Regions from separate parts of the Homo sapiens genome. Here region 1 is linked to region 2. Evidence: chromatin loops called from intact Hi-C (ENCODE). Cell type or tissue: sigmoid colon. All regions are shown on one strand.

What was found. A loop is a pair of places that touch in the nucleus more often than their neighbours do. Peaks named below come from ENCODE experiments on the same cell type or tissue, not always from the same donor. Only the 100,000 strongest peaks of a DNase experiment are listed, where the experiment ranks them.
Region 1: it touches region 2 in a loop (2.7-fold over the local background); 3 of 110 quality-filtered maps call a loop at or near these places.

What each region holds. Positions count from the first base shown.
Region 1 is chr9:95,126,428-95,128,927 of GRCh38, forward strand. FANCC (FA complementation group C) reads right to left here. Exons shown (of 15, transcript NM_000136.3): 9 at 102-154. It also overlaps a transcript of AOPEP not described here. Among named protein-coding and RNA genes, the nearest start is that of MIR3074, 42 kb to the left of the region's middle. In sigmoid colon, a CTCF peak has its summit at 1,398 (motif pointing left); a DNase peak (open chromatin) is centred at 1,364; H3K4me3 peaks cover 633 bases; H3K27ac peaks cover 256 bases.
Region 2 is chr9:94,871,405-94,873,904 of GRCh38, forward strand. The region is part of intron 5 of AOPEP (aminopeptidase O (putative)); the gene reads left to right. Among named protein-coding and RNA genes, the nearest start is that of MIR2278, 63 kb to the left of the region's middle. RefSeq lists an enhancer at 333-832. In sigmoid colon, no CTCF peak of the experiment used is centred here; no DNase peak of the experiment used is centred here; H3K27ac peaks cover 738 bases.

The DNA of each region.
Region 1 (2,500 bases), 260 kb after region 2:
CCCCATGATACAGCCAGAGACTACCACAACATTTTCTGATTCATGCTTGGAAATGGAACCTTTTTTACATCAATTACTAGAAGAAACAGTGTAACGTTTACCTGAACATCTCATCAACAACCCGGAATATGGCAGGGTGGCAGGCTGCTTGAGGCTGTAAAAGGAGAAGACCATGAGAATGTGAAATATCACAAGCACTTTCTCAGAAACTTGCTATTATCAGCCAAAGGAGTTACTGGGAACTGCTGATGTCCAGAAAACTGGCATACTCCTTTTGGTTAGAAGAACGAACCACTGCTGTACTGAAAACGCCCCACATACAAGTGCATACGGTGGTCTCCCTGGGCAGGGGTTACAGGCAGCTTATTCCTCTGTATACTCCTGTATGTCCCACATTTTCTATAAAAGCTCAGGCGATCCATAATACAGAATCAGTAAGTATTAGAGAAACTTTAAACATCCCTCTGCCCGCATGCCGTGGAGCCTGCCTGTACTGCCAGTTCTACTGAAGTGTGCCTGTGTGACCTCCTCAAATGGCTAGATGTGCCTCGAGGTCAGGCCCGTGCCTGCAGCCTGTTTATTCGGTAATGGGTACATAACAATTTAGAATTATTATTGGCAAACCAGTGACCACTACCACGCTGGACTAAATCACATCACATCTTAATGCACTTAACAGCTTGCGTTAAGATGAAAAGGGGGTTCATGAAGAAGAATAAAAGTTATCTAATTTCTCCTTGAATATTTCGGTGATGGGTTCTGATTATTTGAGTCTGCAGAAGCTGGCCTCCGGTAGCCCTGGGAGCTGGGGGGAGCTTCACTGGCCCAGTCCCTGGTTCCCTATCTTTTTGGCCAGAGCTCAAAGTATGAGATGATGCCAGATGAAAATGCCCATTTGTGTTCCAAAACAGATCCTTTATAGCAGGGTCCGTAACTTTCTCGGCACCAGGTACCGGTTTCTTGGAAGGCAATGTTTCCACAGACCGGGAGGGGGAGATGGTTTTGGGATGAAACGGTTGCTCCTCAGATCATCAGAGGACAACCCGATTCCAGGCATGCGCAGTCAGGATGGGGCTCTGGTTCCGTGGGAAGCGAAGCGCGGGGCTCTGACAGGGGCAGGTGCGGGCGGGAAGGCTAGGGGCTCCTCTCCGCTGTGCGCCCAGGGGGCGGGGACCCCTGCTTCACAGCAGCATTCACATGTTAGTGGATCAGGCGCTATTGGAAATTCAAGTCAGAGTGCATTTGATATGACTAGCTTTGGGAAACACTGTTCACAGGCCCCCGTCGGCAAGAAAAAAGGAGGCGCTCTGCTCCGGCCGTGCCCTGGATCACACTGAGGCAGGACCGCGCCTCCTCGCGGCCTCCCCGATGACATTGAGCCCGCGCCATCTAGCGTCCACTGGTCAGCACTGCTGGACCCGCCGGGCTCCAGGCAGGAGCTCTGCCACTTTTTCAGGACAGGATAAATCTCCTTTTAATTATTTCAAGATTTCTAATTTGCAAGTTAAAATGTCCTACTCTTTAAATAATCTATGCTCCCTCATCCTTCACTGATGTGCATTTTTATCTAAAAGGAACCAACTTGATATTCTTACAGATAAATTCATTATCTATGCAAGAAAATAATTTGGCAGGACCACCGTTCAAGAGAGGAGAGGCAGGTTATTTCGTGGCTTCGAACTTAGGCATGTCAGTTAATCTCCTGATGCCCAGTCTCACTGTAAATAATAAAAGTTATTAAGAGGTCACCGGATATAAGCACGGAAAATATAAAAGTTTCTATGTATTCATAATGAAAAAATAAAACAAGGGAAAAGCAACCGTATGTCTTGAAGAAATGTGATTCATCTAAGTTTGCCAGAGCAATTTTCAAAGTTTGTACAACAACATGCCTATTGAATAAGAGTGTTTAAGATCAAATAGCACTGTTATGTGCCCACAGGCAGACAGATAAGAGCTTGGAAATGCGTTGATAGAAAGTAAGATGAAACTTGAAAATGGTAAAATTAAATTTCTTTTTTCTAAATGGTCAAACTATCCCAGAGCCATTCTATAGGTTTGATGCTAGTAGAGAATCATTCAATACTAATTATAGGGATTTCCAAACAGCAAAGAAAATGATGATCAGATGTAGATTAGGGCTACTATGAAAACCACTGGGGGAGCAAGGAAGACAGCTCTTACTCAGTTTGTTAGAAGAGAGTGAGAGCTTAGATCTGCTCCTCTTCTGTGCGCTGTTTTCTAGCAAAATCGCTCAATCCAATGTTTTAAATGCCTGCTGGCTGTGTGGAATCTGCTTGTTCTTCCCCATACAGATGGACTCTCCTCTTAGATTTCTTTCTTTCCAAATATTTCAGACCCTTGGCTACTCTCAGCCTGCTTCCACAACCCATTTTAGCTTTTAAAACAGGTAAGAGGCCAGGAGGCAGGGGAACCTGCAGAAACAGCAACGGCAGAGATTTTGATTTGAAAACCAGTCTCCTTTTTTTTTTTTTTGAGA
Region 2 (2,500 bases):
ATTTTAATCTTCTTGGCCACAATAAATCTGACACATACCTCAAGCCAATGGCATGCTCATCTTGATATTTTGATCCCATTTCCTTTACCACAGAGATTGTCTGATTGAAGAAAGTAGCTCAGCATGTGCTGTTTTTGGTTTTACTAATGTTGGAGTGTCAGATTGGCATTCCAGCACACTTGAATTTCTGCAACCTCTTATCAACTTGATTGTTACAGACTTAAAAGTATTTTGCCTATCTGATATTTATTGGTACTGAAGTTTGGTTAATTTTTTTTTTCCTATCTTGCATCTCATTCATCAAAGTAACAAGAAATATGGGCTGGGCATGGTGGTTCACGCCTGTAATCCCAGCACTTTCAGAGGCTGAGGCCAGTGGATCACTTGAGCCCAGGAGTTTGAAACCAGCCTAGGCAACATGGCAAAACCCTGTCTCTATACAAAATACTAAAGTTAACCAGGCATGTTTGTGTGTGCTTGTAGTCCCAGCTACTCGGGAGGCTGAGGTGGGAGGATCATCTGAGCTTGGGGAGGTCGAAGCAGCAGTGAGCCCTGATTGTGCCACTGCACTCCAGCCTGGGCAACAGAGGGAGACCCTGTCTCAAAGAAGAAAAAAAAGACGAAATTTTCCTCCTAGTTTTTTCTAGCTCAGCAAGACACCTATAGGAAACATATGGTTCTAGAGTCAGCAAAAGTAGTGTCTAGAATTTCCGTGTCACTTTCCTCCCCCAGGTCTTTTTGGGATGAGTTTTTCTGGGTATATGAATAAGTGATCCTACAAGTGAGGCGTGTGTTTAAAATGGATCGATGGCAGGGCGAACCATCACGCACTCTGGCAGAGATCTAAACGGGGGCAGTAGTCATTCTTCAGTCGTGTTTTTCTTTTGGTTGGTTGGTTTTTAAAGGTCATCTGTCTAACCCCTCATTTTACAGAGGCGGAAACAGGCCAAGAAAGGTTGCCTTACATCGCTACTCAGAGAATTACATGGCAAAAATGGGCCCAAACCCGGGGCTCATGAGTGCATGTTCTCAGAACCCCTAGGAGGGATTTCAAAACCCAAGTCCCACATGATTCTGGATCATTAACTCAACAAGCAGCAGACATGCCTCTTTAAGGCAAAAGTTCTATGTTCCATCAGTGAGCTTCTCATACCACCGTGTCTCCTATATTCTTCAGTAAAAGACTTTAATATCTAAAACTCCTTTAACCTCAAATCCTGTTATCCCCAAATGAGGCAATAACTTACTCGGTGAGATGTGTGCACCATCCTGCTCAGTTTGTGAATGCTTCATTACATTTATATGGATGGTATATTTTCCAAGAGCTAGATAAAATATTTCCTCTTCTCAAGTAGCTGCCTACTCATTTGGAAAGAAAAGACGTGAAAGATGAACAAACAGCCATTAAGTGCAATCATTGGTGCCTTAAAACTTTAAGGAAAATAAAAATCACTGGAAGTCGGGGCAGTCACGGGAGGCATCCAGAGAGCTTTCTCACTCACAAGAGGGTTAAGGTCTTTACTGGCAGGTTAAGTAGCCAGGCAGGAAGATTTGTCAAAGAGGAACCCAGAGTCCAGGAGAGGCAATAAGGAAAGGAAATATATCCAGGGGCAGTGAAGTATAACACAAATAAATAGGTTGAGGCGGATAGCAGAGGAGCCGATGATCCAAAGAGAAGGCAACAAGGAAAGGGTGGGGAAAGGATATGAGGGGAAAAAAAACAGGGAGGAAAAAACTGAAAATGAATCACCTAATTAATGGGTGGGAATACTGGCTGATGGTTTCCAGGGGCATTGTTTCTAGTCCAGTTATCTGTCAGAAATGCTTTGGATTCATGGCCAAAGGAAATTTAGGAGAAACCTCCCAGATAAAATACTTGAATGCTTTCCCCAAGCTTCTATTTTTACTTGTCTTACTTCAAAGACTACGAAAGACAGTGTTATACCTTTTGACCAAGAATATAATTTGAAAGTCCTGATTCCAGAATTCTTTGGAATTAACAAATATGTGGTGTGGTCCTTATCTTATTATGTTGGGAAGCACCTGACATCTTTGGAGCCAGAGCATAACTTGATAAATAACAGTTGCATGAGTGGTTAGGAGATAACTCTGAGAAGGAGCTGGGGACTTTGCACAGATTCAAAGAAGAGACAGAAGAGGGAAACTGCTGCCTTCACATCATTTCTCCCTTCCTTTGTATCTGGTTTATTCATGAGAAATTATGAATCAACCTGAAGAATCTGAGCAGTTATTTGTAGACCTTAAAGAACAAATTTAGTTTCCTTTGGTTTATTATGTTTACATATTTAATATATTGATTGAACAAAGAGTGACCGAATGCTTAATATTTTTTCAAGCAACTTCTTTGATATGATATTGTCTTATTCTTTGTTTCATCAAGATGCTATACAAATTTTCAGGTAGTAGAAGTTTCAGTAAATGATATATATTGCTGACATGTTTAGTCAAGTTATAGCCACTACACACAGTAAAGTGAGAA